Linked DNA regions of Homo sapiens: region 2 is linked to region 1. Evidence: chromatin loops called from intact Hi-C (ENCODE). Cell type or tissue: IMR-90. All regions are shown on one strand. Each heading gives the region's core, and the rest is flanking DNA. Links, peaks and the distances in the headings are about the cores only. Region 1 has its middle 55 kb from the start of RUNX2-AS1. Region 2 has its middle 130 kb from the start of RUNX2-AS1.

Evidence for each region. Hi-C counts contacts between places; a loop is a spot of excess contacts. Peaks named below come from ENCODE experiments on the same cell type or tissue, not always from the same donor. Only the 100,000 strongest peaks of a DNase experiment are listed, where the experiment ranks them.
Region 2: it touches region 1 in a loop (2.2-fold over the local background); 1 of 110 quality-filtered maps calls a loop at or near these places.

What each region holds. Positions count from the first base shown.
Region 1 is chr6:45,623,485-45,639,752 of GRCh38, forward strand. No RefSeq gene overlaps it. Among named protein-coding and RNA genes, the nearest start is that of RUNX2-AS1, 55 kb to the left of the region's middle. In IMR-90, for the core only: no CTCF peak of the experiment used is centred there; no DNase peak of the experiment used is centred there; H3K27ac peaks cover 31 bases.
Region 2 is chr6:45,693,964-45,710,231 of GRCh38, forward strand. No RefSeq gene overlaps it. Among named protein-coding and RNA genes, the nearest start is that of RUNX2-AS1, 130 kb to the left of the region's middle. RefSeq lists an enhancer at 7,542-8,049 and a silencer at 12,551-12,600. In IMR-90, for the core only: no CTCF peak of the experiment used is centred there; a DNase peak (open chromatin) is centred at 9,298.

The DNA of each region.
Region 1 (16,268 bases), core at 7,370-11,369:
TGAAGTGAAAGGGCAAGCCATGTGGATATCTGGGGAGAATTTTCTGGAAACAGGATAAGGCAAGTTAAAGAGAGTGTGAGCTTGGCAGTGATTGAGGAGGAGCAGGGGAAGAGTGTCAGGAGATGAGGTCACAGAAGGGGTTAGATCATATAGAACATTTAAGCCATTGTAAGGACTTCGGATTTTTTAAAATTAATTCTTCAGAAAAGAACTCTATGGAATAATTCAAAAAACATGTTTTGTTAGATCATTTTTCTTTCACACAAACTTCTTTAAGCCCTAGTAGTTTAGTAAGTTGCCCTAGCTGAGAGCCCCCATCATTATCATTGTGATAAGAATCTCAAGTTATGGCTTAAGAAGAAAACCCACCCACTCAACCCATCCTCCATCCTCACTCATTCCCTCTGAGCATAGCTGTATCCTCAGGCTTCAGCTGACCTTATTCTAGATGATACTTTAACTTTGATCTTTGATCTATCTGTTCTTTTTTTTTTTTTTTTTTTTGAGATGGAGTCTTGCTGTGTCGCTCAGGCTGGAGTGCAGTGGCACCATCTGGCTCACTGCAACCTCCATCTCCCAGGTTCAAGCGATTCTCCTGCCTCAGCCTCCCCAGTAGCTGGGATTAAAGGTGCCCAACACCTCACCTGGCTAATTTTTGTATTTTTAGTAGAGAAGGGGTTTCACCATGTTGGTCAGGCTGGTCTGGAACTCCTGACCTCAAGTGATGCACCCACCTCAGCCTCCCAAAGTGCTGGGATTACTGGTGTGAGCCACCATGCCCAGCCTATCCATTCTTAACAAAAAATTACCATTGGTGATGAACCATCAAATTTTAAAATGCATCATAGGGAACATATCACACATGTAGGTTCAGTCCCATGCTATTAGGATGGTGCAAAAGTAATTGTGGTTTTCGACATTACTTTTAATGGCAAAAACCGCAATTACTTTTGCACCAACCAACTATGATGTTTGACCAGGCGTTTGGCCGGGGATGCACTCTGAGCACTAATAGCTTGGTGTCTATGGATTACCTGGGTTTATAAGGAGGCCTTAGGCATTTCCTTAGTGTAGCTCATTCAGCAGAGCTAATTTTCCCATTTTACATGCTGTGACTTCAGAAGCCTGGCAACCTGCATCATTCTTGTCTTCCTATTTGAAGAATACTTCCTCCTGTAGACACCTCCAGAGTTCAGGTAATCTGTGTTCCTCCCTAATAATAAAAATAGCCTACATAGAGTGAGTCTTTAGTGGGGAAAAGTTCTGCACTATTAGGGCAGAGCTTAACATGCTTTATTCCTTTTAGTCCTCCAAGTAACCCACTGAGGTAGGTTCTAATATTCACTTCCTTTTATAGAGTAGGAAATCAAGGCCTAGAAAGGCTAGATAACTTTCCTAGAATGAGAGGTAGAGTCTGGATTTAAATTTGAAACATTCTCCGTTAGCTTGATTAGCTACTGGGCCACGGGTGCTGTGTATATCTTAGCTGGGTTTGTAAGAAAGGGAAGTATGTTTTACAAGAAGGCCCATTTTCTCCTCAGCGCCACTGCCTTTGCCTTCCCTTTCTACTTTCTTTCCCTTTTCTGGATGGCACCTTTTATGTTCTGGCTCATTTTGTCTCTGTTTCCCTCCCTCCCTTTTTCTTTTTTTCTCTCTTCTTCTGCCAACAAAATAAAACCCAATCTCAGGAGGGAATCTGATGAGTGCACACATATGAGTGATCATAAGGTCACAACTCGTGAGCAGGCTAGTCTATGGCAGGAACATATCTGATCACCGACTATTTAGAAGTACCCTCTACAGGCAGTCTTTGGGGCTGTGTCACTGGATTGATTCAGTAAATTGCCATTGCTCTGACCTTTGGGGAAGCCTGGCACATTAGGGACCAGAGAGCTGAAGTGACTGCCTGAGATCACACAGCTAGCTACGACAGAACCAGTAGGAGGACTGAGGCCCCTGATTCTCAGTCTCATGTTCTGTGCTCTAGATTATACTGCCTCTTCGATTTGCTTTTTGACATACAACAAAAACTTTAAGCCAAATGAGTCACTCTTGATGGTAAACCTCGAAGTGGCCTTGAGTCAGAGGTGGAGAGTTTTTGGGATGTAAGAGGCTCTTTTAAATTCCCAGCATATAGAAAGTGGCCTGCTCCAGTTATTTTTAAGGATTATCCTGGAAAACACAGTAACAGGGAGTAATCATCTCCTATTATCAGTGTAGACACACAGGACAGGCAAGCTTTGATGAGTAGAGAAAATTAGAGGTAATCATCTGGAAAGAGCAGCATATTTCCTTACCAGCAAAGGCACTGTGTTGAGAAGTCGTGGGTCTTTTAGACAGACAAGAGCCCAGAGAACCTACTGGAAGAGGAAGGCCCTAAAACAAGAGGTGGAGTGACCAGGACAATCCTGCTTCACAATTGCCCTCATCACATCAACGTAAACTGACCCTTCGCTAATCGGGGCATGCAGAGAATCTTCCAGTAGCCAGTTAATCTTCAAGTTTGTAGGTCAGAACATTGCAGGGCTGAGTTAGCTGACCCTTGGATCTGCATACTCTTCCTCCAGGCTTACAGGCTCACAGATCATTTCTGTCCCCTACCCCCAAGGACCCAAGTGCTTTTAACTCTCCAGGCCAAATCCACTTTGCTCCTGGGCTGAAGCACACTGGGCACATTCTTGAACAGAGTTCAAACTAACAGGATTTCCCTAAAACAAGCAACTCCCTGGATGCCCTGGGAAGCACTGTGACTACTTGTGGGGATTAACTTAGCCAGAGCAACGTGGCTGTGGTCCAGAAAGAAAATGTATGTGCTTACAAAAAAAAAGCTGGCTCAGAGTCTTGGGAACCCCATAATCAGAAGCATACTCATTCTGACAGTTTCAAAAGACCCAACACCCACCTCAGTGTGACCTGGCGAGGGTTCAGAGAAATCCACCCCGTCTTTTGTCTTTTGGATGGAATGCAAGAGCCATGTAAGACTTCCTGCCCAGAAGGCAGAGAGTGGGCAGGCCTTTGCCACTCGCCTCAGCAATGTAGGGAGACATGGAGGCCATCCTTTGGCTCATCTTTGGGTGCTGTGACTTCATCTTATGGCATGAGGCATTCTGTGTTAATTCTACATGGCGCCCAAGTCATTGCAAATCTGCTACCTAATCTTCAGGGTTTCTATTGGTTCATGTTTTGTTTTGTTTTTTTTCCTGGGGAAGAGCTACTCATAGGTTGGGGTGTGGGTGGCTCCTGTCAAGACTGGACCTTGAAACAACAGCACTGGCTGGTAGAAAAGTCAGTCTGGGTCTAAGTAGGAGCTGAGTCACCTCTGGCTTCTTGGTTATTTCTAGTAGGCTAGGGAGAGGTCTGGGGCTCAGGGGAGCCTACTGTCTATCTTTAATGAGCCAGATTCTAAGGTTTGAGGTCTGGGAAGAGGGAAAGTCTTACAGCCACTAACAGACACTCTCCTGTGGTCTCTAACTGACACTGCATAGGACTTTGCCTGTGGGTGTTGGGTTTGCAGGCCGCTCCCGCAAAGGAAAATGAAGAAGCTGTCTGCTGCAATTTGTTATGATCCACATTTTCTGCAACTGGAAATGCCAGTGGAGGATTTTAAAATATTGGATCCATACTGAGCCAACTTCGTGGGGGGACTCTGGCAAATGGATGGCTTAAACATTTCCTTAGAAATCTTAATTTTCTAATACTGGCTGAATCTTGGGACAAAACTACTCTTGCAGGTCCAGGTATAGCAGCCAGCCTTCCTCTGTACACACGGGTGCTGGTCTGTGCCTGGGGATGAGGCTTCAGTATTATTCCTTGAAAGTCTTATTTTTGGCGTATGACTCCAATGATGATCACGGATGAGCATGGTACTGCACTTAAAGCAAGATTTCAAACCAGTGCTTTGTAGACAACCCTTAGTTAACACATCATTGATTGCTTCTTCCTCCAAATTCACCATCCTTGCATCTATACATTCATTCATTCAATGAACACTGAATGCCTTCTACTTGCCAGAACCTACCAAGTGCTGAGGAAAGATACAAAACTGATTAAGAAGGAAGAGGTGGAAGCATGATCTGAAGAACCCTTGAAGAGTAGCAGGGTCAGTGTCTTGCTTGGAGTAGGAAAAGGGAAGATAAAGAGATCTTCTGAACATGTAGGCCAAGACAACCCTTGAAGATTTAGTAGATTGGACTAATATGTGGTCAGATCACACATGGCAATGATATGAATGACCAGAATGTCCAAATCTGGAAGAGACTGGGATCTGAACTTGAAGAGGGAGAATATGGTCTCCTTTGTGGGAGTGCATGTTGTTGCCTTCTTATATGAGGGACCCTAGTGATGAGGATTGCTGTGAGGATGACTTTGAAGGGATGTGCTTTTGTTTGTGAATACCTCTATTGAAGCTGCTGGAAAGATTCTGGTCTGTGAGGAATTATCTGGCTGTTTTGATTGGAATGGATAATTCTACGTCAGTACTACAGGTTCTAATGGCAAGGGCTGATCCTAGAAAGGACATGCACATGATCACACTTGTCCACTAGACTAGAAGTTCCTTGATGTCAATAGTATTTTGTCCATTTCATATCCCCAGGCTTAGCAGATGCTTAATATATGCTGGTGAATATATGAAAGAAGTGAAATTTGGGTAAGACAGTGTGGAAAGGATGAGTAGAAACCCATTACTATGACATGAGAAACCCCTCTAGTATCTACCTACTTTTACTGAGTTAGGGGGAAAACCTGAGTCAATTTTCCTTGTCTTCTACCCCCACCCTCCACACAAAGACTGGGTGCAGAATTACCATTCAATTTTCCTCTTCAGCAACACTTTGTGTATTGTTGTCTACAAGCAATGGAAAAAAATGATGCTAGCCTAGGGAACTTAAAAATCTTGGAAGGGCATCAGTTTTGGCAAATTCTAATTCCTAGAGTTGAAAGCATATGTATCAGCCAGTGTCTCTCCAGAAAAAACAAAACCCATGCAGAATAATTTAATAGAGGAAATTTAATATGGGAAATTAGTTACAAAGGTTTTTAGAAGAGTTGAAAGAGCAACCAGGGTAAGGCAAGGCAACCCCAAGATTAGCAATTGCTGAAAACTCCTATTTTCCCTAGGGCTGGAGGAACAAAGGTATTACCTGAGCCAAGAGCCTGAGCTACCTGCTGAAAGCTGGTTCTGGGGGGAATCCAACTGGTAGTGTCTTGATAGAGAAGTCTCAGCCCCTAGTAGGGGAGGGGTGTGAAAACCTGGCTTCTCTTTTCTGCCCATTCTCAAATATCTGCCCATATTTGTCATTTGCCAAACCAAGCAGGAAGCAGTGGGGAACCTTGGTAGTTTATAGAGGTCATCCTTCTTTGAATATAGAGAAGAGCCGGGAAATGGCAGAGTCTGGATCTTAGAGCTTGTTTGCAGATGTCCAGCACAGCATCCACTCATCCATCCCCAACACTCCTGCTGACTCTCCTGTACGGTGTGAAGTTGAGGGAACATGGGTGCACTCTGCTTGGATAAATGGTGGCCCCTTGGGAAGGTTATACTGAACTATTCTCCTCTTTCTTCCATATTTGGCCTTGGAAAATATTCAGATTTCTTACTGAAGCCACTAAATCCCCAAACTAGCCTCACACTTAAGACTGAAACTTACATGAATGGAACACCTTTTAGGCAGCTCCTCATTAAATAAACACTTGACCAGTAAGGGGACAGGCTGGGTGAACTTTGTTTGTCCAGTCTTTGCTTCTTCATTTGCCCTCACCAGTGGGATGGAGGTGAGCAGGAGGGATAAGAGAGGACTGGACATGTGCTGTTGGGTTAGAATTCAGATTCATGGGTCTGCTAAGTCCTAGTTCACAGGAAATGAGGCCAAGCAGATCTATAGGAGAGAAATGGGGGAAACTGAGAGGCTCACTGAAACCACGGATGCCATTTTACATGCCTTGTAGGCTTCCACGGGGTAGACTCCTGGTTGGGGACCCATTCTGTTTGGAGATCCTGTGATCACATAAGTAGTCAAATGCCCTGTGTCAGTTAGAATTTGATCAAGAAAGCTGAACCACTATGAGGGACAAGGTGAATGAGGGCTTTTCTGTAGGGATTATGTTTTACACAGTTTTGGAAGCTGGTGAGGAAGTCGATAGAAGGCTGTTGCCTCGTCTGGTGATGGGCCTGCGGCCATTGCAAGTCCATAGGATCATCAGTTGGAAAGAAAAGGTTGGATATGAAGTGGGAATGGCCAAGGATAAACTGGAATGCGCCAGCATGAAGCCTTGAAGACAAACTGGAATTCACATGTGTCACTCGTTGCTTTAGTCCATTCAAGCTGCTCTAACAAAACATCTTATGTTGGGTAATTTATAAACAACAGAAATGTATTTCTTTCAGTTCTGGAGGCTGGGACACTCCAGATCAAGACACCAGTAGGTTTGGTGTCTGGTGAGGGCTTGTGTTCTGCTTCATGGGTAGTGCCTTCTAGTTGTGTCCTCATGTGCTCCCTTTAATCTTTTTAATAAGGGCACTAATTATATTTGTGAGGACATAAGCACTTCCCCACAGGCCTCTCCTCTTCCCACCATCACATCGAAGATTAACTTTCAACCTATGAATTTGTCAGGAGACACCAACATTCAGACCATAGCACTCACCACCTTGACAAAGCAGTTGGTTTGCAGAAGCAGGTGTCCTTCTCCATAGAACTGGGCACATGCCTGGTTCAGGACCCAGAGGAGCTGAAGGAAGAAATCTTGTAGGATCTGAAAGAGCCACAGGACCAGCTCTGCTGTCTTCCAGCAGATGGGCAGTGTACCTGTAGCAGCAATTTAAGCTAAAAAGATGCCTGGAGCCCCATACCTCCTTCCCAGCATAATGGAGGCTAATTCACTTTCACCTCCCAGATCCCACTCTAAAGTCTCTTGTAGCCAACCCTAACTTAGAACTGTACAAGGAAGAGAATTCTGAGAATTCTAGTTACAGTTTAGCTAAGTCAACCCAGGACAAAGCCAGCATATGTGGCAAGAGAGCTCGGAAAACTAATGGTTGGAGGAGAGATGCCTGTTTGGATACAGAAATGAGCTTTCATCACCCCTGAGAGAGGGAGGTATGTCTTTCACTTCTTGGTGGTTGGCAGCAGTAAAGCTGGTGACCTCCTCTCTGGATGGCTCCTGCACTCAGGGGAAGCCAGGAGATCTACAGCCCTTGGAGACCTGCGAGGGCCCTAGCTGACCAGAGGCTGCCAAGAATTTGCATCTCCAGGATGTATCTCTCTCAGGCTTAGGGAAAAGAGAACCTCTTTGGGCCACCCCAGCCTCTCTCTCTCCCACACAGATATAATCCCACCTCCCTGACAAGGCCGTTGTGAGAATTCATTCGTTAATGCTGGGGAAAGGGCTTTGAAGGTGAAGAGTGCATTGTGAATGCTGTTATAATTGTACACAGATGCCTGAATCCAGACTGGTGGCATTTTGCTGACTAATAGTAGAATTTGTTGGAGTTGGTGGTGACCTTTTCCTCCCGTTACATTTCTAAATATTTTGCTTGTCAACTATAAACAAGCCCATTCCAAAACAAAAATCAGTTCTTCTACTGATGCTCATAAAATTGTACTTGTTCTGTGGAGGATTTCCGGTTTCCCTTTCTCCCTCCTTTCTCTTCTCTTAGGCCAAATGAGGTTTACTTAGCTGTCTGCTTTCCCCTAGAGGAGAGCCTGCTGAGAATTGAACACACCATTTCTTGTTTACCTTCACATTCATTTCTGACCAGGTGGACAGGATGTCAAAGCTTTTAGCCAACTTTTCAGGGTGGCAAACATATTACAGACATGCATTGTTATAAATTACCATCAGCGGTGGACCACATATACAATTGTGGTTCCCTAAGATTATAATAGAGCTGCTCTATACAGGTGTACTATTTTTTTCTCTATTATACTGTATTTTTACTGTGCCTTTTCTATGCTTAGATTTGTTTAGATGCACAAGTGCTTACCATTGTGTTGTAATTGCCTACAGTATTCAGTACCATAACATGCTGCCCAGGTCTGTAGCCTGGGAACATAGGTCATACCATATAGCTTAGGTATATAGTAGGCTTGCCCATGTAGGTTGTGTAAGTATATTCTACGATGTTCACACGATGACAAAATTGCCTAAGGACACATTTCTCAGAACTTATCCTGTTAAGCAATGCATGACTGTGGTCAAACATTTAGATTCTCATTTTTTTTTTTTAAATAACTAGAGAATTGGCCTTTCCTACTGCACTTCTGGCATCATGTCGGCAGTGCTGCTGTTTGTATCTCTGTCCTTTTTTTTGAGATGGAGTCTCACTCTGTTGCCCAGGCTGGAGTGCAGTGGCACCATCTTGGCTCACTGCAATCTCCACCTCCTGAGTTCAAGTGATTCTCCTGCCTCAGTCTACCAAGTAGCTGATTACAAGCATGCACCACCACACTTGGCTAATTTTTCTATTTTTTAGTAGAGACGGGGTTTCACCATGTTGGCCAGGCTGGTCTCAAGCTCCTGGCCTCAAGTGACCCCCCTGCCTCAGCCTCTCAAAGTGCTGGGATTACAGGTGTAAGCCACTGCACCTGGCTTTGTATCTCTGTCTTTCTGAACCTTCATCCATTTCTTTCTTGTCCCATTTGCTTCTGTATTATAATTTTGAAGTGTGTAATAAGGACAACAGGTTGTAATACATACTTATAGCCTGTCTCCCCACCTCCCCTTTGAAGCAAGGCCTTTAATTTTTCAATATCTCTTACATTGGTTAAGATAAGATGAAAAGAAGAAAAGAGGAAGAAAAATATCTCAAATTACTAGAGAGGCCCAGTCGACACACGTAATAAAGAGCTGAGCCAAAGAGGGGAGCAGGGAGAGAAAAATGAAAGCAGGCATGAAGTGGGCTTTCAGGAGAGTGTGAGAGCCATAGAGAGGGAAGGAGTAAATAGATTTTTAGGGGGAGCCACTGATAAGTGTAAGAGAATAACCATGAAAGATATCTAAAGAGGGTTGGATTAGTCTGCTGGGATTGTCATAACAAAATGCTGCAGAGCAGGTAGCTTAAACAGCAGAAACTTACTTTCTCACACTTCCGGAGGCTGGAAGTCCAAGATCAAGATGTTGGGAGGATTGGTTTCTCCTGAAGCCTCTCTCCTTGGCTTGCAGATGGCTATCTCCCAACATGGCCTTTACTCTTTGTACATGGTAACTTGATGTCACGTCTTACAAGGACTACAGTCATATTGGATTAGGACTGCCTCTCTAATGACTCTAATGACCTCATTTAACCTTGATTACCTCTTTAAAGGTCCTATTTCTAAATACAGTCACATTGGGGATTAGGGCTTCAACAAATGGATTTTAGGAGGACGCAATTCAGTCCATAACAAGAGTTTTAAAACTATTTTATTATATGAAATATATGTCCTCCCCTGATTTGGTGTTTTCTAAAAAGAACAAGAAAGGATTTAAATAGCTTTCAATTACATTTATCTATCTTTTCTGTTGAATTGCTTTTAACATAGCACTTCACCAAGCCTGGGCCACAGGGCCTCTGGGTTTATATGTGTTACATTCAGATTCAGGCAACTCTCTGTTACCCAATTTCAACTAATTAGAATGTAATAAAGTAGACTTGATAAGAAAATCAGAAGGAACCTAATTTAATCTCTCATTTGTAATTCAAAAAGCCTCTTAGGAGTTTACTTATCCCCAAATATGAAAATTATATGTATGAAAAAAATCCAGCTACAGTTTTGTTGTTGAAAAAAACAAATGTCATGTAACACTTATTTTTTGTAGGTATAATCAAGTATTTATAACCACATGTAGCTCTATATAGTTATAATGCAGATTTTCTTTTGCTATTAAGAAAAAAAGAATTGTAGCCTCAACTCTGCTAGTTTCGTTTTTGATGATCATCTAAATGAAACCTGTCATTTAGTGACTGTAATTTGGAAGTATCAATAACTGTTTGAAAATAAGCAAACCACAATCTGGATGGGAGAATAAAGCTTGTCCTCCAAGACCATGGTCTGCTTCTCTGATTACTGCTTGGAGCTGCTGCAGATTCACATAATGGCTCCTTAACCAGTGCTCGGGGCAGTAGCTATGAAATCTGGAGCACATTTTGCCGAGGCTGCAGACACATGTTGTATGTCAAACATACAGTGCCTGTCAAGATACAGTTCTAAAGTATTGGTGGCCCCACACCCTTCACGAGATGTGTCAAGAGCATAGAGAAGTGCATGTGGCACCTTCCATTGTGGGTGCAAACAGATCTGCAGCCCCTGGACACATCTGAGCTACTGCATCACGTTGATGTGGTTATTTGCAGGGTCTAACCTCAGATCGTCTTGCTGAGGAATGGCACACAGAGCAAATATGTTAGAGTGGAAGAGAGAAAGAAAGAGAGTGTGGGAGAAAGTTCTGTGAGGGACATAAATGGAAGAAGATATGAATGTCTTGTTTATTCAGGGACAATTTCTAGGCCAATCAAATCAATGCTATAATAAGGCTAATCTGGTGCCTACTCATGCAATAAGACAATAGTGAGATGTGGGTCCAGTTTTACAAATGCCATAGTAGTGGGTCCATATTTCCCTGGGATGGGCCTTTTTTAAAGCCATTATTATTTATAATTCATTCACATATGGAAGACGATGGTTCCTTATGGTTCAAATGATCCAAATCTGGGCCTTTAAAGCCATGCATGATTTATTTGCACAAGGAAATCATGTTTTCTTTGGAGCTTTTCAATGGAGGCATAATTACAGTGTTGCAAATACAGTGCTCTATTTAAGGGTCTGTCAGCATTTCCATAATAAACCTCTATTTTCAGGAGTCCAGAACATTTCCAGAGAGAGAGAGAAAGAAATCCTTCTAAAATATAAGCTTGGTGGGTCCATCCGGGGACTTTATTTTTAATCCAAATCTGTAAATGCATTTGCAACCAGACAGTCTTCTGTATTTGTGTGGTGGTGCCAGTCATGTACCAAGCGTCGCTGGACCCTGCCCAGTGGGGCTTCAGCTTTAAAGCAGGATCTTCCTGGGAAGCAGCAGCGTGCTGGGTGGCTGGCCAGCTCCCTTTCCAGACCCCAGCTGATTGCCAACTTGCATCTCAGCTTGAAGAAAAGAAAAAAATGTTTTTGCTCTTGCTTTTTCTCTCTTCTTTTTCTGTTTAACTTAGGCATATGCTAACTTGGATCTTGAATAATAATAATATGAATAAGAACATTAAGCCTGATTTGAGGGCCCAGTATGTGCCTGGCGTTTTACAAATACTTAATTTTTAAACCTTATAACAATCCTGCAAAGTAGAAATGGTTATTCTTGATTTTTAGATGATGAAAACAGACCGAGGGGAGGTAACTTGGCTGGCTAAGAACAGGAGAGCAAGATTCGGGCAACTAAGGCAGTAACTGAGATATCCCCATGATGGGCTCCACAATCTTTTGGGAGGCATCTCTCAAGTTGGAGCAGCTCTTTTAGAGGGAATGAGACTAGGAAAGGTGGATGGACTCAGAGAAGACATAGGCAGGACACAGAAGGCTGGTGGGAACCGGCCAATCAGTAGAAAATGCCTTGGAAGACATTTAACAACCTCCCAGAGTATGGTTTCATAGGTAAGTGTGATTTGAGTTGAACCTGGATAAAAATATGTGAAGTTTTTGGAGGCTTGCTATGTGGCAAGCTTACACTTTACATGGATTATCTCATTTATTTCCCCATTTTACCAAAACAGAGAATGAGTTTTTATAGAGATTGGATAAAATGCCCAGGATTATATAATGAGGAAGTGGCAGAGTTCCCAGGTCTGGAATCTTGGTTCTTGACCATTATGCTTTATGGCTTCCAGGGGGCCAGTCTCCCTCCTTTTGGAAGGTACAGTGTGAATGGAGACAGGAAGTTGAAACTCAGGATCCTCCTGCTTTACGTGGGAGATCCTTTCTCCGAATTGCTGATGGATCGTTTCCAGGAGTTTGTGTGTTGGCATTTAGCAGAAGGAAAAAGGTAATATATACCCCTCTGGCACAGGGAGGACAAGGGACAGGCAATGGAGGGTAAGAGACCACCCTCTGCACTGCGTTTGCAGCCAACCACGGGGAAAGTGTTTTGTAAACTCCTGATCCCTCGTGGGTGGTGTGATTTAATTCTTTTTCCTTCTCTTTTCTGGGACTGCTTTTGGGTTGCTAGTTCCAGCTGAGACTAGAAGTGGCAACACACAGCCCAGGGAGCGGCAGTAGAGGAAAGAAGGGTTTTCACTAAGAAACTTTTCTTCCTTCTTCTTGAAGCAAAATCAGGTAACGCTATGGGGGATATTGCTTACTGAGGTATTTTCCTGCTGTTGAAGCTGGGGTCAGGGCTTAATGTTTAGAGGGAGAAACTCAAATTGTCTTTTTAGAAAGCAGGATGCACTTATCTTATGGAAAACGATTCTTGGGGGTGGCAAAATCTGTTCTGCCGGGATTTACTGAGGTCCTTCTAAGGGGTCTGTGTTGGGCATTATTCTCCATAAGGGAAAGTGTCTTGACTGGCATGGAAAAGCTGATTCAAGTCAGTGTTGGAGAGAAATGGTAGAGGGAGGTCCCTCCATGGTGCCAAAACTTCCACGCTAATTTGAGAGATTGCCACACTAGTCCTACTGAGAATAGGAAGTGAACTGACTAGTGTCTATTTAGAATAAGTGCTATTCATTTATTCAGTCATTCATTCATTCAACCAGTATTTACTGAGCATCTACTATATGCTGGACACTGAGATAGGAGCTAGGGATTCAATGGTGAGCCAGACAGATGTGGTTTCTACCCTCACAGAACTTAAAATCTAGTTGATAGAGACATTAAGCAGATAATCACACTAATACTTAAATAATTATGACTGTGATAAGTTCTTTAGAGGAAAATACAAGGTCCTGTGAGAACAGATAAAGGAAGAATTAAGTCCTTTACAATGCATTCAGCTGCAAATAACAGAAAACCCAATCAACAGTGGCTTGCCTAAGTAGGGTTTGTTTCTTTCACATAACAAGAAGTCCAAAAGCAGACATTTGCTGGCATTGGTTCAGCGATATCAAGCCTCCAGGCCATTTCTTGCCTCTTCCCTGCCATCCTCAACATAATGATTTTCCACCCATACGCTTGTTGCCTCATGGTTACAGAATAGCTGCAGCAGCTCCACTTTCAAAGACTGGAAGCACAGGGAAGGAGGTATACTAGAGAACTCTTTTCTCTAACATAATTGTATTTCATCAGCAGCAACATTTTTTTCCCAGAAACCTTTCAGCAGACTTTCTGCTACATTTTATTAGCCAGAACTGAGTTTGTTTTTTTTAATGAAGACTACAGAAAAGACAAACTAGTCAGTGATTATATGTGTATAATGATAAGTAATATTTGTGGAATGCCTTATAAGCCACACTTGTGTGTATTAAGTCGACTGATTCTTACATCAATCCTGGGAGAGAGACAGAGCAATTTTTCAGATGAAAGCATTGGAGCTCAGTTGAGGGACTTGACCAGAAACACGTAGTCAGTCCCCCTCCAGCTAGAGGTCCTCATCTCACCCTTGGGTGCTTGTATCACCAGGTCTCTGCTGTGTTTGGGAGAGTGGGATGATCCTGAGCCCTAAATGCAGTAGATTCCTAAGGGGACATGATGGTTTGCTCGCTGAGGTATTTGCTTAGAGTCTCGAAATGTTGATAGTGTCTCTCTGATGTTTTCCTGTGGCTATCCCTGGGATTCAAAGTCACATGGTAGGAAGGAGACCAGCTGGGAAGAAAGAAGCTTTCTTCTCATGGTGAAGTCAGAGTCTCACAGTGGAGCCTTTGGGATCCTTACTTGCCAGGATATAAAAACAGGTATAGAAAATCGTGTCTGCTGATGGAACCATGACCTCATTTCCAGAGGACTTTGGAAATGTTGATTTTAAGTGTTTTTGAGTAACCCTCCCCAACCCCTGGCACCCCACCTGGGCAAAAAGCAGTGCGTTTAACATCTAGGATACATGAATGAACATTTAAACCACAGATTCTCATGTTATTCTGAAGGCACCCAAAAGAGGCAGGCTGCCAATCATATGTGACATCCTAGTCTGCTCCCCCCAGCTCCCAGCATGCAGTGTGTGCCCGTCACAGCAGGGTCATGTCCTTGGGTCCTCAGGTTGTTTCACTCTTCTCACCTCCCTTGCTGCCTCTTGTATCTGGGCTCTGAGGTTGTTGGTTGTCTGTTGCTGGGCTGGTTGAAAGTAGAGACAGACCTGTTGGCTTGAGACCATCCTATGAAAATCAGGACTGGCAGGGAGCCCAGAGACGCACCAGCACGGGGCTCTGCATCCCTGAGTTACGCCAGTGGAAACAAGAGTCATGTACCCTGTGCTGGAGAACGTGTAAAGTTGACACCGTTTACCAGATGTTCCAGTGTTTTATGAGCTTTACGAGGCCTTCTGTTAAGTAACACTTACTTTAAAAAAAGTAAAGCTTGCCTGCTCTGAGTGGAAAGTTTTTGTCTTTTGTTTTTTTAAAAAATCTTTTGGGTGAACTCTGAGGCACCTGTTTGCACAGCAGAGCTCTGGCCTGTGAGGGGCTGCTTGTGGTGAGTGACAGGCAGGGAGAGGTATGTGGCAGGCAACCTGGTACAGATTTTAAAAGGCCAGAGACCAGAGGCCCAGGCTCCTGGATGCACAAATACACATGCAAACAGGGACCCAGATGTGCCCCCTTTCACTTTAATACAATAAATATGTTCCTGAAATGTTGAGTACAAATCACGTGTTTTTGTAGCCCCAAATATTAATAGGCTATTTCTTTCTTATGCTAGGAATTGTTGTAGAAACAAAAAATTACCATCTAATTCATTTTTAGTGTACTTTGGAATTTTCAAAAGATAGATTTGATTAACATAACATCCATTTTCATCACATGCTCTAGAGTGCAGCATATTACAAAGTGGGCATTTATCATATTTGGTGTCTTGAAGATGTCATTCAAGATGGTGAACAACTGGCATGCACGGACAGGCATGAAAAGTTCAATGCAGAACGCGGCAAACCTACTCAGGTGAAGGTCAGGAAGATCAAGATCTAAATAATTTGATGAGAGAAAGTCAGGAAGGAAACAGTTGCTCTGTGGGAGCAGTGAAGAGTTCTGTTCAGTAGTGTTGAGGAGAGGCCATCAAGAAGGCTGAAAACAACCTGGTTTGGTACCATCCTGTCCAAATCACTGCCACACACAGACAATGGGGCAATGGGGTGTGTTAAAATCAACACAGACCCCTGTCACCTTATTATCCAACTTAGTTTGGGGAGAAGGAGGAGGAGGAGGAGGAGGAGACTCTGTTTGTCCCACAAGTATATTTTGAGTGCAACTCAGTTATGGCCCAGCAACCAACCAACAATCTTTATAATTATAGCAGCACATCAGTGTCTATGGGTTAGAGGTCTTCTGACTCCTTAATTACATGTGTGGATCTCCATCCTTGTCTCTACCAGGGTCCATTGTCTAAAATCAATGCCTTCAATGGGAGCAGGGCTTTCACTGGGCTCTGCTGCATGCAGAGAGAGTAGAAAGGAGCTAAGTGTGGAAGGAAGCACCTCAGGTAACACTGGTTACCTGGAGCAGGAGCATTGAAGAGGGGAAGGTGGGATATGAGAAAAAAAGATCATGGAAGAGAAAAATGTGTGCACTGTATTAAAAGACAATATGTGTGATATCCCATTTATATAGAAAATGTATCTATGCTCACATATATAAGGAGATAGATGAAAGGATGGTTATCAAAATGTTGGTGATGATTAGCAGGTTAGTGGGCTTTAGGTTAGCTTTCATTTTAAAAAATACTTTCTGGAGTTTGAACTTTTTACAGTGTTTATTATTTTAAAATCAGAAAACAATAAAGCTACTTTCGATGTGAAAATAAAAATAGCAAAATAACACAAAGACAACTCCCTGCATTTCAGAGCTCAGGGTGTCTCTCCTCCTCTCTCCCCATGAAGCCTGGCTACATACTGGAAATGTGGCCTCCAGGAGAAATAAAAGAGGATACAAGACACGGATCACTGATGCCACGGCTGGGGTTGTGACGTCTTTTTGGAAAACCAGTTGTTGGTTACCAGGTGGATATCTCAGAGCATCAGCACCAACCTTGTGGAAACTAAGCTTGCAGAGGCCCCTGTGATCAGAAGGATTGCTCATATTTTTGCTTTCCAACGGATAACTACCGAGAAGGTACTTATTGTCAAATAAAGTTAGGCTTGTTAACTTCCTGCAGCAAGGG
Region 2 (16,268 bases), core at 7,160-11,159, 70 kb after region 1:
ATTTTTTTTTTTTTTTGTATTTTTTAGTAGAGATAGGGTTTCGCCATGTTGGCCAGGCTGGTCCCGAACTTTTTTAAATTTTATTTTATTATTATTATACTTTAACTTTTAGGGTACATGTGCACAATGTGCAGGTTTGTTACATACGTATACATGTGCCATGTTGGTGTGCTGCAACCATTAACTCGTCATTTAGCATTAGGTATATCTCCTAATGCTATCCCTCCCCCCTCCCCCCACCCCACAACAGTCCCCGGAGTGTGATGTTCCCCTTCCTGTGTCCATGTGTTCTCATTGTTCAATCACCTATGAGTGAGAACATGCGGTGTTTGTTTTTTTGTCCTTGCGATAGTTTGTTGAGAATGATGGTTCCCAGTTTCATCCATGTCCCTATAAAGGACGTGAACTCTTCATTTTTTATGGCTGCATAGTATTCCATGGTGTATATGTGCCACATTTTCTTAATCCAGCCTATCGTTGTTGGACATTTGGGTTGGTTCCAAGTCTTTGCTGTTGTGAATAGTGCCGCAATAAACATACGTGTGCATGTGTGTTTATAGCAGCATGATTTATAATCCTTTGGGTATATACCCAGTAATGGGATGGCTGGGTCAAATGGTATTTCCAGTTCTAGATCCCTGAGGAATCGCCACACTGACTTCCACAATGCTTGAACTAGTTCACAGTCCCACCAACAGTGTAAAAGTGTTCCTATTTCTCCACATCCTCTCAAGCATCTGTTGTTTCCTGACTTTTTAATGATCGCCATTCTAACTGGTGTGAGATGGTATCTCATTGTGGTTTTTATTTGCATTTCTCTGCTGGCTAGTGATGATGAGCATTTTTTCATGTGTTTTTTGGCTGCATAAATGTCTTCTTTTGAGAAGTGTCTGTTCATATCCTTCACCCAGTTTTTGATGGGGTTGTTTGTTTTTTCTTTTACATTTGTTTGAGTTCATTGTAGATTCTGGATATTAGCCCTTTGTGAGATGAGTAGGTTGCAAAAATTTTCCCCCATTTTGTAGGTTGCCTGTGTTTATCTCAATAGATGCAGAAAAGGCCTTTGACAAAATTCAACAGCCCTTCATGCTAAAAACTCTCAATAAATTAGGTATTGATGGGACGTATCTCAAAATAGTAAGACCTATCTATGACAAACCCACAGCCAATATCATTCTGAATGGGCAAAAACTGGAAGCATTCCCTTTGAAAACTGGCACAAGACAGGGATGCCCTCTCTCACCACTCCTATTCAACATAGTGTTGGAAGTTCTGGCCAGGGCAATTAGACAGGAGAAGGAAATAAAGGGTATTCAATTAGGAAAAGAGGAAGTCAAATTGTCCCTGTTTGCAGATGACATGATTGTATATCTAGAAAACCCCATTGTCTCAGCCCAAAATCTCCTTAAGCTGAAAAGCAACTTCAGCAAAGTCTCAGGATACAAAATCAATGTACAAAAATCACAAGCATTCTTATACACCAATAACAGACAAACAGAGAGCCAAATCATGAGTGAACTCCATTCACAATTGCTTCAAAGAGAATAAAATACCTAGGAATCCAACTTACAAGGGATGTGAAGGACCTCTTCAAGGAGAACTACAAACCACTGCTCAAGGAAATAAAAGAGGATACAAACAAATGGAAGAACATTCCATGCTCATGGGTAGGAAGAATCAATATTGTGAAAATGGCCATACTGCCCAAGGTAATTTATAGATTCTATGCCATCCCCATCAAACTACCAATGACTTTCTTCACAGAATTGGAAAAAACTACTTTAAAGTTCATATGGCACCAAAAAAGAGCCCGCATCGCCAAGTCAATCCTAAGCCAAAAGAACAAAGCTGGAGGCATCACGCTACCTGACTTCAAACTATACTACAAGGCTACAGTAACCAAAACATCATGGTACTGGTACCAAAACAGAGATACAGATCAATGGAACAGAACAGAGCCCTCAGAAATAATGCCGTATATCTACAACCATCTGATCTTTGACAAACCTGAACAAACAAGTAATGGGAAAGGAGTCCCTATTTAATAAATGGTGCTGGGAAAACTGGCTAGCCATACGTAGAAAGCTGAAACTGGATCCCCTCCTTACACCTTATACAAAAATTAATTCAAGATGGATTAAAGACTTACATGTTAGACCTAAAACCATAAAAACCCTAGAAGAAAACCTAGGCAATAGCATTCAGGACATAGGCACGGGCAAGGACTTCATGTCTAAAACACCAAAAGCAATGGCAACAAAAGCCAAAATTGACAAATGGGATCTAATTAAACTAAAGAGCTTCTGCACAGCAAAAGAAACTACCATCAGAGTGGTCTCGAACTTCTGACCTCAGGTGATCCGCCCACCTCAGCTTCCCAAAGTGTTGGGATTACAGGCGTGAGCCACTACACCCAGCCAGAATTTTAAAGGTAACTTAATGATGTAACTAATGAATAAACCTGCATTTTCATCCTAGCTCTGGTGCTTATTAGGCAAGCATTTTGCTTAAACTCTCTATGCTCTAGTTTCTTCAACCATAAAATGGGAATAAAAACAATTAATCCCTAAAAAGGGTTTCTGTGAAGATCAAAAGAAAAATCCATTAAAAAAAAAAAAAAAAGAAAACAGCCAGTTCAGCTTGCAACTCAAACAATAATACAAGTACTTTTCCTTGAGACAACTGTCATAGTTTGGTAGGTGGCAAAAGACCTTTATGTATATTTTTCAGAGTATTAAAAGACATACTGCAAGTGTAAGAGAGAAAGGACATATACTGCAAGGGAAAAAGGACAAGTAATGGCTTCATGTTATTACGAAAATTCTTTTGATGTGTCTCAGAAACCTTCAGGGCTTGTACAGCATACTCTGAGAACTGCTGATACACACCATTTTGATGGTGATGAGTGTAGTGGAGAGAGATGTGGTGGGGAGAGGTATAGGGAGGGCATGGGGAGAGTTACAATTCAAATTGGGTGGTCAAGGAATGCTTCAGTGAGAAGGTGACATTTGATAGGTGACATTAAAGGAGGTGAGGAAGTGAGCCCTGTCATATTGTGGGGAACAGTGGCCAAAGAAGAAAGAACAGCAGGTGCAACAGCCCTAAGGTAGGAGCATGCTCAGTGTATTCAAGGAACAGCAAGTAGGCCAGGGCAGCTGGAAAAGTGGACATAGGGAGTAGTAGAAAATGGGGTCATGGGGGATATGAGAGCCAGACTGTGTGTAGGGTCCTGCAGGCCATTATAGAGGACTTAAGCTTTAATTTGAGTTAGCTGGAGAATGCTTGAAGAATTCTAAGTAGAAGAGTAACATGATTTGTTTCCATTGAAGAAGAGACTAAAGCTGAGTTGGAAGGTGTGGTCAAATTCTGTATTTGTAAGGTTTGAACATTTATTCTTGAATAATCCCTGACACACAGTAGGTCTTTAAAATAAGTATGTTAGGTGAAAGAATGTCCTTTACTCCTGTACCTGTCAAAACAGGGTTATGTTAGCCAGTTTTTGCTACAATAACAAACAGCCTCAATAACTCAATGGTTTAAAAGAATAAACATTTATCTCTTGCTTATATTGCTTGAAAGCTGTGTTGGCAGCAGCTCTGGTGGAGTGGAGAGAGGAGAATTAATATTTGGGAACAATAATACAATCTAAAAAGGACACTCTGAGGGTGAGATGAAGCCATAGTCAGTTAATTACAGCCCTACCTGAATTAACACACTTGACTAAATCTTTTGCTTATGGAGCCTGGCGGAGGCCGTCTTACAAGAAGCCTGCTGTCAGAATTGAGTCATCAGCTTGCGTGCATGAAGAACAAATGCTTAGTCCTCCTTCTGCAATGCATTCCAAAAGAACGACCACAAAACCATGGCCTTTTCACCCCAGGAGCACAGAGCTTATCTCCGGGTTGCTCAACCCTGACTACATGTGTTCTGTTTGGGGTCCATGAGTGGAGCCAGACATGGGGTTCTGGGAGAGGGTTTTGGTCACGGTAAGTCCTTAAACCACCAATATCAGAATCCCTTGGTAGGGATGGGGTCTTGCTAACCTCACAGATTCCTGGGCTCCACCCTAGGAATCTTTGGAGGTCAGGCCTGGGATTCTCTGGGTCTTTTATATTCTAAAGAGAAGGGACGTCTTAATAATATGAAGTTGGAAAATGAGCTATATCATGATAGCCTGCTCCTGGCTTCTCTTCCCTTGCCTCTGTTATCATCTGGGAGCAATTATGAATTGGATGCTGGAGCTGGTGTACTGTACCAGGACAGCCTGAGGATGATTGGAGAGGTGGGTAGGGCGATTTTAAAACCTGAGTGACTTTCTTAATTTGAAGTTACATCCATGACCTCACCAGGTCACCAGCAGCCCTGGCTATCTTCTCATTTTTATACCAGACTCATCTGGATTTGGCTGACTGTTAGGCCAATATTAAAAGGAAGCTAGGCTGGGTGTGGTGGCTCATGCCTGTAATCCCAGCTCTTTGGGAGGCCGAGGTGGGTGGATCACTTGAGGCCAGGCATTTGAGACCAGCCTGGCCAACATGGTGAAACCCTGTCTTTACTAAAAATACAAAAATTAGCCAGGCTTGGTGGCATGCACCTGTACTCTCAGCTACTCTGGAGACTGAGGCTGGAGAATCACTTGAACCCGGGAAGCAGAGCTTGCAGTGGGCTGAGATGGCGCCACTGCACTCCAGCCTGGGAGACAGTGTGAGACACTGTCAAAAAACAAACAAACAAAAAACAAACACAAAAAAAGGAAACTAGATAGTTAAATGTCATTCTTTCCCAACCTGGACCCTTTAACCTTGAACCTCAGCCTCTGGGTCTCAATGCATCCTGCTTTTGAGGAATGCTTCCTTAAAAATTTCTCAGCTACCAGGACAGCACAGGTGCCAGGTTCATTTTTGTTGGGTGATTTTGTGCCACCAGAGCTATTGCCCTTTAACCACTTCAAGTGATTAAAAATGGATCGTAGTCCTCCCTTGACCTTCGTTGGTGGAAGTTTCTTTTTTTCAGGACTCATCAAGTTCAAGCAGCTCAGGGACACCTCCACTGAGGCCCTCTTTATGGTCCACAGTGATTTATAGTAGCACTAGAACTTCTCACAAAAGACAAATTAGAACTTCTCACAAAGGACACCTTTTCACCGCTTTGTAGTGCTTCCTTTGAGAAAGAGACTTTTGACCCAGGGCTAAGATGTGGGAGGCAAGTTGTTCCCCTTAAGCCTTATTGGGTGGTAGCCTTTAGGATCACACCCATCTTGGCCTCATGTCCTCCTGAATGCTTCAAAATTGGTCTCTGCTTTTGACATGATTTCTCTTTCTTTGTTTCTCAATTTTGGTTTGTGTGAATTCGTTGTTCCCTGATCAAAGGAACACCATGGAAACACAGTGGGTTTCAGGGAGAGGGTGAGTTTTGAGTGTTTTGCCCATCCTGGGTTTAAGTCAGGTTTGCTTTTCTTTTTTAGAGGATCTCATCAACGGTTCCAAATACTTTAGATTTGGTGGCATTGTTATATTACTAAAATTCTAGTGAAGTCTTTGAGATTTATAATTAAAACAGATGAGACTCTCTATCCTCCAATAAAGAGGAAATAAGACCCTAGAGTCTTAGCAGAGGAAATTGTAGACAGTCTTAGTGAGGGAAATACTGAGAAAAAGAGTGAACATCTACATGGGAAATGGCTAACTTCCAAAGGTCATATAAGGCGAAGCATTTTTGATCAGTGGGATGTGAATTTTCATATTTTTATATGTGATGATTAAATGAGTACAATAAGGAACTAAGAAGTATACTGGTTGCTATTATGAGTTTTTTTCCCTGCCATGTGGCAGGGTTAGGATTAGGCCTGTTATCTGCAGTTTTAATCGCAGATAAACAGAAGGGCTTGTAAAGTTGTTCCTCAAAATGTGTTTCTGCCTGGAGGTTCCTTTGTCCAGAAGCAGTGATTATTAAACACTCACCTAGAGACTGTTAGCATTCCATTCATGCTCAACCCAGCATATTCCGAATCAGTAAGTCTGAGGTGGGTCCTGCTAATATAGACAGAAGGCAGGGAAATACTGGGCAGAAGAGGGCAGGTCTCTGGCAAAGGCCCCATGCTGAAGCCTGGAAATCTGCAGCCCTAAATGGGAACAGGCATTCCTGTTTTCATACCCAAATGTGGCCTTTTGGCCTGCCATGCCTGCCTTCCTATCCTGTACCCATATAAACCCCAGACCCCAGACTCCATGAGCAGCAGAGCAGCAGATTGGTGTAGCAGAGAAGGAGAGAAGAGAAGGAGTGTCTGAACATCAAGAGGAGCTTGGCTGGGGATGGTCAGAGAGGAGATTGGCCGCAGGACAGCCAAACCCCATGGGAAGATCATTTTCCCACTCCATCCCACTGAGAGCCACCCCCTTCACTCAATAAAAATCCCCATATTCACCATCCTTCAAGTCCATGTGACCTGATTCTTTCTGGCCACCAAACAAGGACCCAGGTACCAAGAGGGCAGGGTATAAAAGGACGGCACCCTGACTATACACTGAGCTGGTTTACCACTTAGCCATCCGTGGCTGGTAAGTACTGAAAGAGCATTTTTGTAACACCTCCCTAGATGCTACCATGAGGCCGGAGCCCAAAAGCGCTTACCCCGGCTCCTGCACCTGCCCGTCTGCATGCTCTCCCTCCTGTAAAGGGTTTGAGGTGTTGCAGCCAAGCAAATGAGCCACACTCCTGTCAAAAGTCCCAGGAGGGGGTCAGGGAACTCTCCTATTTCATTGGGAATCTGGGTTGTAAATAAATGCCCGGGCACTCCTGTTGCAGCAGGTCTTATGTTTGGGAAATTCTGAGCTAGAATACTGAGGTCAAATGATTATCAGCTTGTGAACTTGGCTTTGCTCGTTTACCCTGAACCTTGACTCTTGGAAATATGTGACTTTAATTTTAATACATGCTCATGACTCTGGACTCAGATATTCTACTTCTACGCTTCTATCTCAAGGAGAATATTCCAAAGCTGGTATGTGTGGAGACAAGCCTTTGAACACAAAATTATTTGCTATCATAATTTATAAAAGGGCAGTGTTAGAAAATAAATGCTTTTCCAAGAGGGGAATGATTAAGTATGTATGTTAACTCCACTTAACAGAATACTTTGCAGGCTTTACAAAAGATATCTGCTAAGTCTGTATGATTACAAGGAAAATGCTCATGATATAACAAAAAGAAAGATGCAGAATATAAAACGCTTGCAACAAGGTTAAGAAGGGAAAATCCCTCATCTATGCATAGAGGACTGGCAGGTAAGAAATACAACAAAGTGTTAACTGAGGTTGTCTTTGGATAAGGGTATTTGAATGCCTTTGTTCATCTTTACATTTTCTTTAATGATCAATTATTGCTTTTATATTACATACACATATGCATCTATATCTATGCATAGATATAGATATATATTTTGAAAACAGAAGAATTGCATGGATTTGATCATGAAACAGGACCTGGTGCTACAGTGTGTGTGGTTAAGACCAAATTTGTTTCTTTTATTAGGAAGTAAGTGGGTGAGATCAGTGGTGTGCGCCTGCAGGTCGCATATAAGCAATGTCCTCTAGACCAGCAAAAAAGATATGTATGTGACAATATTCAGCCACTGAGACTCTTTCCCTGCATAGAGATCGGCAGATGCCATTTCTGCAGACAATAGACATTGAATTCAGTGTGAGTTCCTTGAGGTCTAGATGGCTGAGATTGTTCTAGCTCCAGGGGAACCTAGGACAAAGATGCAAAGGGTGGACTCCCTCCAGTGAGCACAGCTGCCTCCATTCTACTCAGAAAGCCTCCAAATCATCCCTGCAGGACATAGAAGCTCCAGAAATGCTCCTTAGTAGTCAGATAATAGACCTCCTGACTAAGGTAGGGTGATTCTTTCTCTTTAGGATAGAGACAGAAGAGCTTTTAAACCATACTGATTGCTTGAAGCCCTGTGTTAAAAAATATCGTGAGAAAGTCTGGGGATTTAAAATGCACACAAATGGGCCGGTTGAGGTGGCTCACGCCTGTAATCCCTGCACTTTGGGAGGCCGAGGCAGGCAGATCACCTGAGGTCGGGAGTTCAAGACCAGCCTGACCAACACGGAGAAACCCTATCTCTACTAAAAATACAAAATTAGCCAGGCATGGTGGCGCATGCCTGTAATCCCAGCTACTTGGGAGGCTGAGGCAGGAGAATCATTTGAACCTGGGAGGCAGAGGTTGCAGTGAGCTGAGATTGTGCCATTGCATTCCAGCCTGGGCAACAAAAGTGAAACTCCATCTCAAAAAAAAAAATGCACACAAACAAACACAAACACAACTCCACGTAACTGCAGTGCTGTCCGCCTTGAGTGATCAGGGATAGAAGGTGTCAGGTCATGCTGGATGTCTCCCTGAATAGACCAGCTTTTTCCTCTGGCTTCACCTGGCCTCTGAACATCCCTGACAGAGCTTTTTCCACTTGTCACTTTCAGCCCTTCTAAATATTATCACTGAGGCAAAACTGTGCAACTTGAGCCAAATCAACCTGCCCAACTCCACTCCTATGCATCCTGCAGAGCCCTGTGACCTGCTTCATTACTCGTTCATAACAGGGTGGAAGTTAAAAAAAAAAAAAGACTGCACAGTTTTCAAAATCTCCATCCCCTGGCCCTCAGACAAGTCCTTCTTTTATTTAGCACTTAGTTCAAAACCTGTGCTGTCTAGTACAGTACCCAATGGTCACATAAAGTTATTTTATTTAATTTAAATTAATTAAAATTAGATAAAATTTAAAGCTCAGTTTCTTAGCTAAACTAGCTGTACTTCAAATGTTCAAAAGTGGTAAGTACACAGGGTACATAGAACATTTCCATCATGCAGAAAGTTCTAGAAGTTCTACTGAGCTATATTACAATTTCTCTTATCTATGTAATTTATTTTAAGTTTCTCGACCCACAACAGATTAGAAATAGCAAGTTAAGGGCATAGGGAATGATGACAACAAAGAACCTGATATAAAGGGAGGAGATGAAATGATTAGAAAGCAAAACACTCATCCATTTATTCAATCATTAAACAAATGTTTATTGCACAACTACTATGTGCCAGGCAGGTCCAGGTGCTTTAGCTAAAGACAAAATCTCTGCTCTCCTGGAGTGCACTGAACCAGTAATACTTCGAGAATATTTAGTATAAGAAGCCTTGTTTTCTTCATTATCCTCTGAAGGCATCATCCTCTAACAATCTAATTCAACAATTGGTTTTTATCTTGAGTCACTAAGAATAGTTAATATGGTTTAAGAAGTCAACACGTATATACATTTTAGAAAGATTACTCACCCAGTAGCTAAAGGAGCTGGTTTCAATTACTTACACATTGGGGCTGCCTACTCTTTTTTCTTTCTACATTGGATAACTGGCATTTTATATGTAAAGAATCCAAAAAAAGTACCCAATTTCTACAAGCTCCTTTTTGCAGATGAGTTTATGTATTGACTTACTTTCTATTTCTTTTCATGTCAATATAATTTGCTTTCCAGTTCTGTCCACTGATACTGTATGACTCTGGATAAGTCATTTGAACTTTTTTATCCCTCAGTAGGAAAGTGAGAGAGAAACAGAACTAACACAGACATAATCGTGGGTGGCATAAATTTTATCAACAAGATGTCTGAGAGGGTTTTCTGAAACAAGCAAGGACCAGGTAGGATTTGATGAACCCATACAATTTCCCTTTTCCCCCACTCTCTTTCTTGTCCCCCACTCTAAACCCAGAATGAATTGTCTTCTTACCCTTCCCAACTGGTGAAAAAATGGAAGTCAAGCAGTATAAAGCTTAAATATTTGCTTAGAGAAAGAATTCAATTCTGATAGTAAAAGAATTGTGTCAAAACAGGTGAGGAAGAAATTAAAGTCTTTGGGAACACTCCAGGGCTTGGAAGACATAATTTTTCCAGGTGATGGTCGGAGTTCAGTGAAGGAAAGCAGAGACATATATGTCAACTGCTTCTAAAAAGTGTAGGTCAGAATCAGGCCAGAAACCCCTAATTTAAAAATGATGTCAAAGGCAGAGTCTAAGATCACTGATAAATGAGAGGTAGTATGATGTCGTGGGAGAAAACACAGCATTTGAGGCCAGACAAATCTCAGTGAAATTCTAGCTCCAGCACCTACTAGCTGTGACAACCTTTCTTAACTTAACCTTTGTAACTTAACCTCTCTGTGTCTTGGTTTACTTATTTGCAAAATAAAAAGGATAGTGATCATACCTACCATGCAAGACTGTTTCAAGTGTTCTATGAAAGTAATTTGTGTGAATCACCTGCCATACAATAGGTAGTTGTGTTAGTTAAGGTGACACTAGCTTTTCTAACAATTAAATGCCAAATTCCAGTGGCTAACATAATTAAAGTTTTTTTCTTGCCTATGTGATAGACCAAATGGAGAAAGCTGGAGCTTTCCTTCATGTGGTGACTCAGGGATACAGGCTTCCATCTTGCAATTTCCCTTTGTCCATCTAAATACAGAAAGCAGAGGGCTTTTCTCCCTGTGGTCACTCAGGGATTGTGGCTTTCATCTTGTGACTTCTGCATCCCCTGAAACCTCAAAGTCTCTGCTTCCAGGTGGCAAAGAGGAAGGAGAGAGTGTAGAAGCTTTAACTGTTTCTTAAAATTCCTGGCCTAGAGATGAGACTTATCTAGTTTCACTGACATTCCATTGATGAGTACTAGTTTCGTGGCCTCCCCCGAGTGCAAGAAGAGCTGGGAAATGTAGTCTTAGTGTAGCAGCCACCTTTTAGCAATAGCTTACACTCTGAAGGGGTGGCAAATGCATTTGGCCAACAGGTAGCTATTTTGCTATTATGTCCAATAAATGGTACTCATGCTTACACTCTTTGGTATGAAACACATAGTTAAGTGAGCAGTGATTTTGTTATATAACAAAATTAAGTATGCTGTAAAGTGTTCAAGGATAGAGAGAAAGTTCAAAACCCAGCTGATAAAGCTACAGGAGTAGACTAGTTTTTTTTTTTAATTATCGTACTTTAAGTTCCAGGGTACCTGTGCACAACTAGTTTTTAAGGTTCAGTAGTATTTTGGGTCGTGTTTTATTTGGTCATATATGAAACCAAAGAGTGTAATGATTTTATTAATCCACCACAAATATTTATTATACTGATCATATGCAGGACACTGGTCTAGGCATTAGGTGTGGGCTGGGAAGGGTGTACAAAGGGTGTGAGACCTGGCTCTTGCCTTCAAAGAATTTATATTCTGGTAGGGGAGGGAAGATACGCACATCCTCAAAGACTCGTAAAGACAGGCAGTTTGGGCAGTGCCCTGAGAAGTACAAAGTGCTATGGGATTTGAGAAAGGGTGGGATGGTTTCTGTCCAGCGTGATTCAGCTGCAGGAGAATATTCCAAGCACTCAGTGTCTATTTGCCCCTGGACACCACTCTACTTGCTCCATAACACCACCTAACTTTGTTTCTCAAATCTCCTCTCTGCTCCATGTCTGCTCTCCATGGCTGAGAGCCCTCCTTTTCTTTTTCAGTCTGGGTCCTTGGTTTGTCTTTCCTCTCTGGCAGGCCCTAGGTTTACAAACTCCATTTTCTGCAGTGAATCCCTTCTCCTGGCAACTCTCAAGAGCTTTGCTCCAGGGAGCTGCACTTCCTAGGTGTGGCCTTATGTCCCAGATGCCACTCAATCTCCTTGGCTCTTTTCTGTCTTGGGGTTGGAGGGAGGGACCACTTCATGAATAAAACTGCATTTCACTTAGGCCTTGAAGGATGCACAAAATTTTGTTAAGTAGAGATGAAGCTTTCATTTCTGTAATGCTTGACTCAACAAAAAGGCCCTTTGTTACCACGGATTGATTTTAATTGGAATCTCTTCAGTTTCCTCTATGTTTTTGGAAAGGCCACTGTATATCAGGCATCTTGCTGATTGCTGATTGTACATGGGATACAGAACTCCCATGATATAGGTAGGGTAGCTGGTATCACATCCATTTAATGGACGAGGGAGACTGAGGCTTGAAGAAGTCAGGTGACTTTCCTGGTGTTAATCAGCCAGTAAGTAGAATAGGCTGGATTTTTCTCTAGTTCTCTTTCACCCTAGTCCAGTGTTCTTTTCCATGTCACAAAATGCTATGGAAGTTCAAATGGACGAACTGAATTGTATCAAATTAAATTTCATTCAAAAAGACATAAGACCCCTCAAGAATATTTGCAATGTAATACGGCATTCTGAAAGACTATAAAACCTCCAGCAGTCAAAGAAATAAACCTTGCAATCACTATTTGCTGCATGCGTGAAGGACTGCATTAATGAACTAATGAGTGTATGGTGCCCTGATAGTTCCTCTAATCTGAGTGGGTAAGCAAGTCCGTACCCTGTCTATTCAGAAGCAGGTGCTGACCCTGACAGTCTAGTCTATAAGTGCAGAGGACAAGCAGTCCTCATCCCTTGCTTTTGTGATCCCCTCTGGTGAAAGTGTGCCTTGCTCAGGTTAGCTGAAACTGACATTTAATTTCAGTTCTACTATTACTCCTTCCCCTTCAGATTCTCAGGGCAGGGTGTCGAGGTGGAGGGGCCCTCCTTGTGAGGAAGCAGCAGCAGCAGATTTTGCTGATGGTTGAAGAGGGATTTAAAGAGAGGAAGGGACTTGAGAACAGAATGGTTTGATGAAACAAGAAATGGGTTGCCCAGAATACAAGGGACAACTTTGAAAACAACAGAGATGTGAAGCTAGTGGAAGGGATGGAGAGGTAGATGCAGGACAGGAAGTGGGTGCAAGGGTGAAAAGCATGTTTTGGGTGTTTATTGGGCAAAATGCTTAGAAGATTTAATAGCAATGCCGAGCAGTCATGGCTGGGGAAAGAATCCAGAGAAATGGCATCTGAAATGAAAATGATGAAGTTCACCACTATCCCAGGGCTCAGAACCTGTCCTACGTGCAGAAACATAACTCTTGCCTGCTTTGGAAAAATGCTGAATTTTTCTATTTGAGAACAAGCTGCACCTCTTTCGCCCCTGGAGGTAGGGACAGGGAGATGTGAAAGAATCTCTCTCAGTTCTAGCCATGAGCACTATTTTAAAATGCTGCTTTTCTTAAATGCCTCATATTTTGAAAGGTAACAAAATCTATGTTTGAAATTAGAAAAATAAATGAGCAGGAAAATGGTGCAGCAGGAAGAATCTGAAGAGGCCATTGAGAGATGGAGGTAGCTTTTCAGTTCTGAGCTCCCCAAGGGTGGGGCCTACCTCATTCACCTGGGGCCGCCGTCTCTGGCAAATGTCGGGAAAACAACGTACAAATGAATGACTGATGCATAAGGAAACTCACTTCTGGCTAGACTAGAGAAGTGGGAAATTGAAACAGGGCACCTGTTTCAGACAGGCTTTGTAGGGGTGAGGGTGTGAACCCAGAATGTCTCGAGGTCTGAGTTTCCTGGTTGTCTTTTCTGCCACCAGTGAGCAAAGTACAGGAGCAGTAGTAGACTTGGCAGAAAAGGTGGCAAGGAAGGTATTTGGGTGATGTGTGTATCTCTCAGGATTAATGTCAGGACGAAATGAGAACATCTACTCATGGAATGTGCATTTGTTGAGCTCCTTGTATGCACCAGGCAGTTAGGGACACAGCAGTGAACTAAATAGGCAACAATCCTTGCCTTTGTGGCACTGACATTGCAGAGGGGGCAGGCAGACAATGAATGAGCAGACAGGTAATAGCAGTGGTATATTAGATGGTGGTATGTGATGGAGAAAAACGTAGCAAGAAAGGGGCTGAGGGAGTACAGGATGGCTGTCAGAGAAGGCCCGTGGAGAAGATGACATTTAAAGCATATGATAGAGCCAGAACTGCATCGATCTGGGGCAGGAGCATTTCGTGCCCAGGGTACAGAAGGCACACAGGCCCTGTGGGGAAGCTGTCAGGTGTATTCTAGGAGCTTCAGGGAGGCTGCTGGTGTGGCTGGAGCCCGGTGAAATGGGCAGAGTGTGCTGAGGATGAGGTCAGAGAGGAGCAAACCCTTTGAGCCTTACAGGCCATGCCTGGAACTTGGGCTTTTACTGTAAGTGAGATGGAGCCTCTGGAGATGAACAGAGCTTGGACAGGATCTGGCTTAAGTTAAAAAGATCATGCCATGTGGACTTAGGTTGTATGAAAGTCTCTTAAGGTACTGGTGAGAACATAGCACTTAATAAATGTTAGCTGTCGCTATTATTAAGCTTATTAAAACATAGTGGGGAGAGGGGATCCCAGAGTGGTAAGTGGTTTCCTGTAATGCATGTTACACTTCAGCTCCACCAGCTTCTCACACATTGGTTCTGATAAAACTCAGAACCAATCAGATATCAGATGGTAAACATGCTTGGAGATTACAAGATCTTGGGCCTAAAACTAGATTAGCAGCGTCCTGATTTGGTGATGAATTGCCTCATGGATGGAATAAGCATCTATTGAGCATCTCCTACATGTCCGGTGCTGAAGCAGACACTGGTAATAAACATAGACATAAGTGGGATGGACAGAGTTCCTGCCCTCACAGGTATTATTTAATTCATACCTCCTCCTCTGGGCAATGTGTGAAACAGACATGAAACAAACAATTATGTAAACCATTATCCTGATCTAACAGTGATGAGTGAAATGAAAGATGGGTGCTGGGTGCTCTGGAATGCACTGCAGAAGGTCATCATGAAGGGCCTCTCTGAGGAAGGGACATTTAAGCTAAGACAAGAGAAAGGCGGAAGGTGTTGTGGTGGGAAAGAACCCTCTGGGAGATGGAACAACATATGCAAAGGCCCTGTGACAGGAAGGAGAAAGTGATTCCCATGTCTGGGGAGCAGAGGGCTTGGGCAGAAGCAGGGGAGCCCAAAGGGGTGGACAGGGCTGGTCAGGTAGGAGCTTTTGGCATGTGGGGATTTGGGCCTTTATTCTGAATGTAATGGGCAGTCTTAAAGGGTTTTCAACAAGGGAGTGACCTGACCAGACTTGCAATCACTCTGGCTGAAGGTGGGGGGCAGCCTGGGTGGGAATAAGCATGGACTTGGGACCTGTTGGGAGGCCCTTGCAGCACTGAAGGGGTCAAATTTCTACATGATGAAAACTGAGGTTCAATGAGCCTTCACGGTACTGACATTGCAGAAGGGGCAGGCAGACACCCCCATCTTCACTAAGGCTGTTAGCCCTTGATATAAAGACCACGGGCATTGGGCTTAACCTGGCCTAGGATCTCAATTCTGTCCCTTCCTGTTTTGTGGCTTGGATGTCTCTCAATTCTTCATCTCCTAAAATGAACAAAATTACACTTGCCACACTGGGTGGTTTGGGAGATATGGGAAAATATCACAGTTACCTTGGGGCTTAACAGCCCACTAGTGCTCTGAGAATCAAAAATTGGACCATTTCAAGGGATCTGAGTAAAAGGTGCTCAACGAATGTGAGATATAACCATTGCAAGATAAGTTTCTGCTGTCTATATAAACCTTGTTTCCAAGATTAATCAACGCTTATTTAAAAAGGAACAAATGGGCGGGCGCAGTGGCCCATGCCTATAATGCCAGCACTTTGGGAGGCCGAGGCGGATGGATCACCTGAGGTCAGGAGTTTCAGACTAGCCTGGCCAACATGGTGAAACCCATCTCTACTAGTAATACAAAAAAATTAGCTGGGCATGGTGGCGCAAGCCTGTAATCTCAGCTACTCAGGAGGCTGAGACAGGAGAATCGCTTGAACCCGGGAGGCGGAGGTTGCAGTGAGCCGAGATCGTGCCATTGCACTCCAGCCTGGGCGACAAGAGCGAAACTCCGTTTCAAAAAAAAAAAAAGGAACAAATATTATTAGCATGTTGAATAGGGAAATGATTCCTAAGAATAAGACTGGGCCCTGTATTTCAGCTGGTGTGGACTGTATGCTTATGTATTTGCGTCTATGTACTTATCATTCATTTGACAAATAATAATTCATTATCTCATGCTGCTGACGTGGTACTAGGTGTTATCTACGGGTGACACAGAGTTGGCCCTCATGTCTATTTCTTCCACAGAAGACTACAGAACTTCTGACTCAATTCCTTAGTTAGAAACCGGAGGGCGAAACTCTGGTTTTTCAGTTTCAATGGGTGTTTTAATTGTTCCTTTAAAGTGTCACATTTCATCACGTGTATCATCATCTCTTAAATTACATTATCTTGAAAGTTGCTACTCAAACTTATGCTATTCAAATTTCAAAAAAAATTTTTAAATGATGAACCTCAAGTAATTTATCC